Linked DNA regions of Homo sapiens: region 1 is linked to region 2. The links are chromatin loops, found by intact Hi-C in ENCODE. Cell type or tissue: endothelial cell of umbilical vein. All regions are shown on one strand. Each heading gives the region's core, and the rest is flanking DNA. Links, peaks and the distances in the headings are about the cores only. Region 1 holds the start of LOC401312 (a long non-coding RNA gene). Region 2 overlaps STEAP1B (STEAP family member 1B).

The links. Peaks named below come from ENCODE experiments on the same cell type or tissue, not always from the same donor. Only the 100,000 strongest peaks of a DNase experiment are listed, where the experiment ranks them.
Region 1: it touches region 2 in a loop (2.2-fold over the local background); 1 of 110 quality-filtered maps calls a loop at or near these places.

Annotation. Positions count from the first base shown.
Region 1 is chr7:22,665,516-22,670,895 of GRCh38, reverse strand. LOC401312 (a long non-coding RNA gene) reads left to right here and starts at 5,363. Exons shown (of 5, transcript NR_122075.1): 1 at 5,363-5,380. RefSeq lists enhancers at 1,454-2,082, 4,700-5,306, 5,307-5,380. In endothelial cell of umbilical vein, for the core only: no CTCF peak of the experiment used is centred there; DNase peaks (open chromatin) are centred at 3,045 and 3,965; H3K27ac peaks cover 2,564 bases.
Region 2 is chr7:22,442,682-22,448,061 of GRCh38, reverse strand. The region is part of intron 4 of STEAP1B (STEAP family member 1B); the gene reads left to right. Among named protein-coding and RNA genes, the nearest start is that of STEAP1B, 55 kb to the left of the region's middle. RefSeq lists an enhancer at 1-46. In endothelial cell of umbilical vein, for the core only: no CTCF peak of the experiment used is centred there; DNase peaks (open chromatin) are centred at 2,471, 3,351 and 4,441; H3K27ac peaks cover 3,699 bases.

The DNA.
Region 1 (5,380 bases), core at 256-5,255, 220 kb before region 2:
AGGGGTGTAGCAGCACTTCTTATGGAAAAAAAAAAAAGTATAAAGTGGGTTTTCATGAATTCAGACTGGCTGTCATCCTATTAGTTCAAAATGACCCATATTTTCAAGCAGATTGTAAGGTTTTCTTTTGAATTATCTAAGGACACTTTAATGGAACATGAGGAATTTGCTTGCTGTTCTAATCTGGAGCCCAGGAAGCTGGTTTGATGTCAGGGCCAAGCTGTGGAATGGGGTGGGATAGTGCTCTGGTTAAGGTTGGCATTCAGTCCTCAGCTGTCTGTCCTATCCATGTGTTTGCCAGTCTCCATCTACAGGGCAGGAGGGAAGGGGAAGCCAACTTGTTCTGGCCTTGGGTGTATTAGAAAACATCTGCTAAGAGAAGCGTTTTTAATTAGGAGTAGAATACCCCTGCTAACCAGAAGTGGTGTAGATGGAATGTGGAATTTTTATAACAATTCTTAAGAAGTTCTTAAGCTAATATACTTCACCTTCATGATTATTCATAAGCACATTATGAATTATTATTAACTTTGTAAATGTTCAATGGATTTTTTATTTGTGACAATGACATTTATAGAATTTATTTTCCATGCCTTATATGTATTGTGGTTTAGACTTAAGGTAGTTATAAAATCCTTAATTGTATTGCAAAATTCAACTATGACATCATCATTTGCTAATTCATGTTTCCTAAACATGGGAATGAAATTTACTCCCAATAATACTATTGCAATTTTTTAATGTCCTTAGAACCTTAACCTTTTAAATAAAGGGTAAAAATAACACCAGAATGCCTGTTAATATGTAATTTTCTTCTTAGACAAAAACTTTAATAGAACCTTTAATTTCTATCATGGTGAGGACAGAGTTCCTTTATGGAAGTATTGGTAAAATGTTAAGATGTAAAAAATTGAGCCCTGCTTCTAAGCAACTGAAATGAAATGAGTTGGGATTCCGGTGGCAACATCCGGGATTCCAGGTGTTAAGGCATAACACAGCTGGAAGCTCATCTTTCAGAGGTTGCTAGTTGAGGAGTCTTAGTGGAGCCGAAGAAGGGAAGTAAAGCAGCAAGGATCCTGTGGCATGTGAAATGCTGTGTTACTTATCTTTCTTTTTGTAACCATTTATCGTGGAAAATTTCCAGCATGAAGTTACACAAAAGTAGAGAGATTCATATAATGAACCACCGTTGTAAAAACTTATTTTTAACCTAACACCTTCAACCTGGTATGGGAAAAAACAAAGTTCCAAGTATAAGTCCTTTTAAACATGGTAGTACTTAAACACCACAGCCAGGTCATATTTCTTTGCTGTTTTGTCCACTCCTCCTCCAACAAATACCAGCATAATACAAATGTGATTTTTTTTTTTTTTTAACAATAACGAGCTTTCTAAATTTTGACAGCGGTATATTTCTTTGGAGACACATTGATTTGATAGGGCTCAGGGCAAGCTCATGGGAATGAACCTGGGCATCTGACCTGAGAGGTCTGCTGTCTTAAGTCAGGTATGCATGGAGTTCATGACAGAAGAAGCAGGTGCTAAAAAGGCACAGTCACATGTCCACAGTGGCCTGGGGAAACCTAGCAGACAAGGGACACACTTGACTCATGGGCTTAAAAGACGCCAATGTTCTATGGTCCCTGAGAGCTGGTGGAGGTGAAGATGGAAGCTTTGTGCGCTGTGGGCCCCATCAACTCCACTCGCCTTTTGGGCCCTTAATGACAGCTGTTGCAGGTGAGCACTCCAGGGAGCAAGGCTGCACATTCCTTTTCAGAGGAATGTTACTATTTAATCTATTGCATGGAAAGCCCTAAAACCCCCTAGGGCCTTCCAAAAATAGATGGAGTTAGTCACTAGTGACATTTACAGGGGTTTTTGTTTTTCCCTCCTTCTCCCCTTCTCAGGAATAGCAAAAGTTTTTCTTCTTTCTACGTAGTGAACTTATCTCCCTTGAGTATTTTTTTACCATGAAAGAAAGACACAGTTGAAGTCTATATGGTATTTACTGGATTTTATTGCAAAAAAACACACAAAAAACCGAAAACCACCACACATACACACACCCAGAACGCAAAACCAAACCCAAAAAATGAAAATTCTGTAGCCCATATGAGATGTTTCAATGATGTTGACAATGGAGAGGGCTGAAATGGAAGCTATTAACTAGAAAAAATGGGGGTGAATGTGAAAAGCTGAAAGGAATGGCTCCTCTGAAGTAGAAAAAGTCTGAGATTTCTCCGCCCTTCATTTGGATAATGAGTGCTTTCCAACCAGTAGGAACCCTGGAAATGTTTGTGTAAGTGCTGCAGGAGTCTCTTCTCATCACAGTGGTAGGTGTCCAGGACTCATAACTGCTTTATAGGATTGAATGTCATCACATGTGCCTGGCAATAGGATGTGCTAATTGAGAAAGAAATCCAATGAGGGTAGCGTGCCAGTAACCAAGGGGGAGGCCGGACCGCTTATTCATTGGTCTGTCCTTTCGTTTATTCAATCATTCATTTTTTCATCCATCCATCCATCCATCCATCCATCCATCCATCCATCCATCCATGCATTCATTACTTCCTTCTTTCCCACTGCAGGGCTGTGGACTGGCTTTCTTGACTATTCCTCTTCTTCCTTCAGGTCTCACTTCCTCAGGGAAGCCTCCCCTACCCCCTCCACCTCCACTTAACAGGTGGATCACCTCCTTAGAGAACTGTAAGCCATGGTAAATAATAGACACACTCAGTAAATATTTGTTGAATGAGTGATCAAGCTAATCCATTCAGACATGCATTTTTCCTTTGTCTCTTCACTAAGCAAGAATTTACTAACAATAGCTCTAGGCAGGTAGGCCAGGGCTGGCCTGAGAACAGCACTTTGCAACTGAGAACTCAAAACAACTCAGGCCCCACCTTCTTCAAAATCCAAGGTTGCTGAGGGTGAGGTGGATTTCAGCCTGTGTCTAGGGGTGGAAGTTCATGGAACTAACCAGAAAAGGATAGAGAGATAGGAAACAGTGGAAACTCTGTTTACATTTCTGCCAAGCTCATGTGACTCAGAATTTGAGGTATATCGTTTTCCTTGTAAGGAAGCTGCAGCCAAGAGAGATTAGGTGACTTATTCTGAAGTCACGGAACTGATGAACTTGGTTCCCTGAGATTTCTTAGAACTGATTAAAAGTAGTTGCAGCCTGAACTGTGGGAACTTGCAGTATGTTTTGGTGCTTTGAATTTGAAGGGGACAATTTATTTCCAGAGATATGAAAGGACCCAGAGTGTGGATCCCAGAGGAAACATCTGGAAGAGAAAGAAAGGGAATCCCTCAGAGTCACAGGGCTTTTCTACCCTACCGCAGTGGCAGAAGAGCAAGTGCCAGCAACCCCATCAAGAAAACATTCTGAGGGGTTGGTGCGGTGGCTCACGCCTCTAATCCCAGCACGTTGGGAGGGCGAGACCAGCATGGCCAACATGGTGAAACCCGTCTCTACTAAAAATACCAAAATTAGCCAGATGTGGTGGCATGTGGCTGTAATCCCGGCTACTCGGGAGGCTGAAGCAGAAGAATCACTTGAACCTGGGAGGCGGAAGTTGCCGTGAGCTGAGAACGTGCCACTGCACTCCAGCCTGGATGACAGAGCGAGACTCTGTCTCAAAAAAAGAGAAAACATTCTGGGAAGGGGCTGTTCCTTTAGCAGTTGATTTAACCGCTGCTGAGCTTTAACAAAAAAATCAAGCTTTTCTCGTGGCACTGTATAAACTTCCATATGGTTGTCAATGTTCCACTTAACTCACCTGTTCTATTTATAGGCCATCAATTGTGTATTTTCAAAATAACTGCACCTCAAATTTTCAGGCTTTTAGTGGGTACAAAGCCCTTTCATACACATGGGGCTCACTTGGCTCCATGTGAACAAATTGAGGCTTAGAGACATTGGCAGTTTGCCCAAGAATCAACCCACAGGCTAGTGGAGGAGCATGAGCTTGGGCCCTTGTCCCTGACTCAGCTCCTATACTTTGTCCTGTGTGCCACAGGGGAAAGGAAATGTTTCTCCTGCAGGATGGAGATTAAGGTTTTGAAAACTCTCAAATTTCATTCTTTCCAGTTTTATCGAGGTAAATTGACAAATAAAAATTTGGTATATCAAAGTGATGACTTTATATATACACACACACACATATATACACACATATATACACATACACAGAGTAATGATTACCACAGTCAAGTTAACACATCCATCATATCACATAACTACCATTGTGTGTATGTGAACACTTAAGATCTACTCTCAGGAAATTTCAAGTAAACAATACAATATTATTATTTATAGTCACTATGCTATATGTTAGACTCCCAGAACTTACTCATTTTATTACTGAAAATTTTTACCCTTTGACCAACATGGAATTCCATTTTTCTACTCAATCCACGTATCATCCTTCTCAGAGGCATGCTTTACTTCCCTGAAACTTCTCACCACAGACTGGAGCAAAAGGTGACAGAGGTGAGCGGCAATCTATAAGGATAATGGCAGTGAGCCATTCTCCAGCATCCACTCTGTGGCAGACACCAAGTGCTTCATATACGTGAGTTCATTTCATCTCACCATAAATCTGTGACATGGGTACTATAATTATTCCCATTTTACACATGTGGAAACTGAGGCACAGAGAGGTAAAGACACTTGATTAAGATCTCACAGTGGGTTTAGTATCTGAGATCTACCACCACAAACTGAGTTTTTAACCTATGTGACTCATTCACCACCACCACCACGACACCAAACCAAACTGACTTTTAACCAGTGTGATTCGTTTCAATGAAGCCTTTTGAGTACAAAGGGAAGGCGAGCATCAGTATGGCATTGCGCAAAATATTCTGAAAACTCTGGGGCTCAAAAAAATGACTTTTCTTTCGCAATTAATTTTCCAAACAAGTTACACTTCGGGAATAAGCAATCCACACACAACAGTACAACACTCACAACTACTGAAGAGTGTAAAACTGTCAGTCCCCCTCCACCCTGTCCCCAGACGCGCCGGGCCACACTTGCTGTTCAGTTTCTGGTGTGGAAAAGCCATTTGGAGAGCAGGAGAAAGAAACGACGCGGGCAGGGGGGCGAAGGGGGGCGGTTTGAGAGAGAGCGGGAGGTCGGGTGTCCTCGGAGTTTCCTCAGGCGAGGACCTGGGCGCGTCTGGGCCACCGGGGGTAGGGGTGCCGAGGGCGGGAAGCGCTCCACCGAGGTCCCGGCGAGGATCCAGGCGTATCTGGGCGGCCACAAGCTCGCCGGCCCCCAGGCAGAGGGAAGGGCGGCGAGGAGCGTGGGGCAGCGCCTGGGGGAGAGGAGCTTGGCCGGAGGGCGGGGGATTCTGAGGTAGCCTTGGCGACT
Region 2 (5,380 bases), core at 94-5,093:
ATGAATAAGCAAACCAGCAACTGAAAGCAAGAAATCCCTTCTAGGGTAAATACAACTGAAAGCAAGAAATCCCTTCTAGGGTAAATGAAACCAATATGGGTTGCATGACGTTTATCCAATGCCTTCATGTCTTTGCATCTCAATTGCTCATCTGTAAAAAGGAGATGGTGATAACTGTTTGTGAGCCTTAGATGAGGTCATGCATGTAAATGTGCTTTGCACCTGGCAGGTCCTCAGTAAGTGTTTGCCGAAGTACTAGGTGGCAATGCAATTTGGGTATATCCATCTCTTCCTGTCCTAAGGGATGCTGGTCAGTGTACCAGAAGTAAAACAAATTGGCTTCTATGGCTGCACACCAGGACAGGTCTTGATTACATGAAGGACCTTACTAAACACCCTTCCATCCTAACAAAAATATGTGGAGCATTTGACCATTGCACAGGGATGAGTTCCCACTTTACTCCCACAAATGTGATTTGTGTCAGCTTTGCCCTACAAATGATGTGTTTGTGGACATTCCATCTTTGGAATCTATTAAAACAGTCATTGTCAAGTATTTATTTAGAGTCAATAGAACTACTATGTATTATATAAAATATAAAACACAGGCAGCATGCTTCATGCCAAAGTGGTTACTGAATCTACTCTTTTATAAATATACAATATTGACTGATCTTCCAACCAACTGAATTACAAGCTGACCAGTACACACACAAGAAGTCATTTCTTTATAACAGTTGATGACAGGCCTCTGTCACCAAACTGTATTGGAAGTTGGCCTGGCATTTAATAAGCAATGGTGACCAATTAAGGAAGTGAAATGCTTGTGCAAAGTGCCTAATATAATAAGGTTTTTGCCCATTACTGAGACATCAGTGATGTCCCAGAAGAGAAAGTGACTCTGGTTACAAAGTGGAACCAGGCCATGCTAAATTAGAGCTGCTTCTATACTAAGGCTACCAGTCATCTTTAACATCAAGAGTGCTCACTGAGCTCTTCAGACATTTACCCTAAAACAAGAGATGAATTTTAAAATGAGTCTTTTGATGCTCTCTGGAGAGCAAACCCTTAAGCTATATTCCTATAAAAATTAAGAATCTCATTCCAGACCCCAATTAAACTAAAAAATATTGTAGAGAGAGACAGAAAAATCAAGTTTCTACAATGTGCCAGCCACTGGCTAAGTGTTTTCCCAGATACTGTCTCATTACTCTTCACAGCACCATTGTGGGGTGGGCAGCATTCCTTCCATTTCACAGATGAAAATACTGAGGTTCAGGGAGGGTTCAACTTGGGACCAGGCTTGAGTCGTTTACCTGAAACAAAACCCACATTCTTTCCCCTTCACCTTATTAACTCTAATCTTGGCTGAAAAAAGTGAGTGCTCAGAAAAATAAGGGTTATAGAAGTGAGATTAGCATTCATATTCCAATGGAAGTGTCCATCAGAGTGGTTCTAAATCTTGGCTACGCATTGGAATTGCCAGTATTCCAGGGTTTGCACAACTTGCTTGTAAGAAATCTTAGGGCAGTGTTTATCAACCTATAGCAGGCTTCAGAACCACCTGGAGGTTTGTTAAAACAGATTTTTGGGCCCTGTCCCCAAAGTTCCCGATTCTGTCTTTCTGGGGTTGGCCTAAGAATCTGTATTTCTAACAAATTTCCTGTGGCTCCAGGTTGGGGACCTCACTTTGTGAACCACTGGCATAGGGCATTGTCTTGCAAAGCGCAGTCCTGTCCCAGAGTATCCAGGTTGGAATTAGGGACTCAAATGCAGGTTCTTGGCCCTGGCCCAAATCTATAGGATCAGATCTCAGAGGGTAGGGACCGGGGATCTGCCTCATAAACAAGTGTTCCAGATGATTCTTTCACTTGCAGAAGCATGAGAACTGTCATCCAATGGGTCTTTGAACTCCTTCATCTCATATACAGCCCAGCTTTTAAATACTGTCACATTTTGAACGACAACTGCACAGCAGAACTGCATTTACAGTTGACCATTAGCTGCTGCTGTGACTTGCTTCTGGTTATTTAAAATGCCCACAAGGGATCTCTTAGCCCATGCTTCATAAATAAAGCCCAAAGAAGAAATATTTATTCATTCATTTTTTTAAAAACTCTCCAGTTGTCAAGTTTCCGACTCATCAGGGGGAAAGACTGATTAGTGGTTGTTTCATGCTTCCCCACACAAGTGAAATCAGGAGGAGAAAAGCATTCTATAAAAGAGCTTATTTCCCTTCCTCTTCGCCTCTCCTGCCTCCTCATTTACCCTTAGCTATTCAGTTTCATCAGCCCTTGTGAGAATATAGCTCTGACTTTGAGTTTAAAGGGGTTGGGCTGCTTGGAGAGCAGTGCCCTCCCTGCTGCTCTTGCATCTGGGAAGCTGGATCACCACGGGGACTTCCCCCAAGCCGGAAAAGGTCGACCAAATCCCCATTCAGAGGTGGAGGGCGGGAAGCCAGGCCCAGGCTCGGATGTACCCTGAAGAGGTGCAGGTGCTTCCCGCTGGCCTCCGCCCCTCAGCTGTGGGCTCCCAAGTGAAGCTGGCTGCCAAGAGGAGTATTTATAGCTGCCTTTGCTGGCCAGTTCCTGCCCGGTTCTCACAAGGCTGCCGGCAGATCCCAGCACGACTGGCTGACAAGACGAGGGGAGGATGGGAGGCCCAAAGGGGCATGGCCCAGCTGTCCTCCCTGAAGAGTTGCAGATGTCAGTCCCCTTGATCTGAAGTTAGAAATACAATGCGGTTTACAGGAGGAAGACATGAAGGTCATGTGAAGAGATTTCTCGCTGTTCTTCCACGGCTCCAAATCTGCTGTTGGCCCAAGAGAACCCACCACAAAGAGGTCTGTGCTGTCATCTGCAGAGCTGATTTGTAATTACTCTGCTCATAATGCAGAAAAGTCTAGAAGCTCCCTCAGCCCCTGTTCCCAATGCCAACCCTGCCCAAAGGCCCTTTAAACTGAAACCGGCATCATTGTCCAAATTCTTCAGGTGAACCTGTCTTTAGAAACAATGGCCCTTTCTCTTTCTCATCCTCTCACTTAGGCCTCTGGGTTAGAGAAGACGACTGATCTAACAGCTCTCCTTGTGCCACGCGGACAGACCCAGAGCTCGCTCTGGTGACAGCAAATGCACACCTTGTGGGGGTGTCCAATTGTTGGCTTAGTGGGTCTCCAAACTCACGAAATAGAATACTGGGGAGCCCATGAAATACCTGATTGGTTTTTCACATGGGTAGGCTCCATACAGAGCACAGCTCATCAGCTAAAACCTCCAAGGTGAAATCATTAAATCTCCAGGGGAAAACCAACAAAACAGCAAGTGTTCCGGAAAGGGTTTCACTTCCTAACTGGCAGCGAGCCTGAGATCAAAACCTGTTACTCAGTGACAGATGAAATTCCTGCAAGAGGCACAATCCATGCTATTGTTCTGTCTGAGGCCCTTATTTCTCCCAGGGTTGCTGCGAGTGGCCAAGGCAGAGGCTCCCGGGCAGCCGATGGGACATTTTCTCCATGGGTTTGAGTAGTGTGTCTGCAAAGAGTCCATGGTCCCTGGAATCCCCATGATGGGTATAATTTCAGAAAATTCATTTCTGAAAGCAGAAAGGAATTTATATTTTCTTTTTACTTTTTTTTTTTAAAACAGGGAAACAGGCAAAATAGAAGGACGCATAGTTAGAGGTGATTGAAGTCAGGGTAACGGCTAGAGCCAGGCAAACAAGAATAGTCCTCACCAATCCTGCTCACGCCCTCTCAAGCTGCCTTGCACAGTGCTGTGTGCTTTCCATATGTTATCTCATTTAGTCCTCACAATAGCCCAATGAGGGAGGTACAGGTACCCTCACTCCTTTGCAGCAGAGGAAACTGAGGCCTAGAGACGTTAAAGGTCTTGCTCTTTGTCCTAGGATGAGGATGGCAGATTTGGAATTCAAACCCACTCCCTCTGCAGGGATCCTTTAACTAAAGCCCTGAGCGTGACTCTGTGGAGAGACAGGCCCACTGGCTCTGGGCTTCTCCAAGAACTCATCAGGCTGTGGTGGTCTCTGGCTTCCTTATATCACACAGATGTGGAGAAACCAGGGCAGTGGGACTCAGCACCCCCTGAGGGTCAGTTTATGGGGACAGCCTCTTGGGCTGGACATCACCTTCAGCTGGACCTCAGCTCCTTCTCTGGCCCAGAGCTTGTTCAATTGGGTGATTTTTGTGGCACTTTATGTAGGTCAAAGTCCTGGTGGCTCCAGCCGAGTGGAAGTGTTTTTGCCTGGCTCTTAGGTGATGGGGCAGGAGGGAGCTGAATGCAGAAAAAGGAGCTGGCATGTGCCAGCTACCATGACAGCCAGCAATGCTGTGCTGTTGTCCTGCCATCCACGTGCAGTTTCCTTTCTCCGATGACTCCTGGTGGGAGGAACTGACTATGTACAGTGTGCAAAGGGCATAGCAGTGGCGGAAGTTATGTTTCTTGTAATTGGAGATCTTTGTGGTCTGGAATGATCATTTTGTGTGTTTTCTCATCAGATAGGATAGATTGCTTTAACGTTCAGCCACACCCAGAGACAGCTTTTCCTTCCTGGACTACCCATGGTCTTTCATTTTACAAGTTGCTTAGATGAGATTTTCACTTACGTCTTCCTTGTTTACTGTTATAGCTCTAAGGTCCAGCACAGTTCCTGGCATACAATGGGTGCTTAATTAATACCTATTGAAGTGATTGATTAAATGAATTCCTGAATAAGTGAATCAGTTACCAATTAATCTTGGGTCCTTGATTCCAGAACATACCAAAGAACATGATACTAGGATTTTCTCTGGGTCTTTAAAAAGGAATGTCACTTTTCTTGTTGTTGGGAAGCATGTCAGTTTGGGTCCTGCAAGAAGCAGATGGTAGAACAGAGTTGTTCCAGGAGATTTATTGTGGTAAACACCTGCGAAAGATGAGGAGGAAGCAGGATTAGGAAAGGAAGATCACTATGCAGATCTGACACTGGCAAACATGGGAAAGACAGGCAGGAGCGAGTGGGAGGGAAGGAAGGAGCCTCAGACTGAAGCACACTGGCTGTCCCCAGGGCGTGCTGGAGCTGCTGGAGCCATCAGCTTTTTTGATTGCCAGGGAAGGGGGTAGGGGTGAGCCTGGTGTGACAATGGTTGTTGCTATTTCTTCTCCAAGTGATGTCTTCTCATCCTGTGTTCCTTCCATCCAGGGGGCAAATGTGTCTCCATCACTCCTATTTCTTTCTGGGAGCACTGCCAAGTCCTCCTCATTGTCATGGCGGCAACCCAGGACACCCTGCCTCTCTCAGCCTTGCCTCATTTTCTCTTTTTAACCCCTTTCTCAATGTCTCAAACTCAGCAAGCCCAAAGTCACTGCAATGTGTTCTTTCCCCT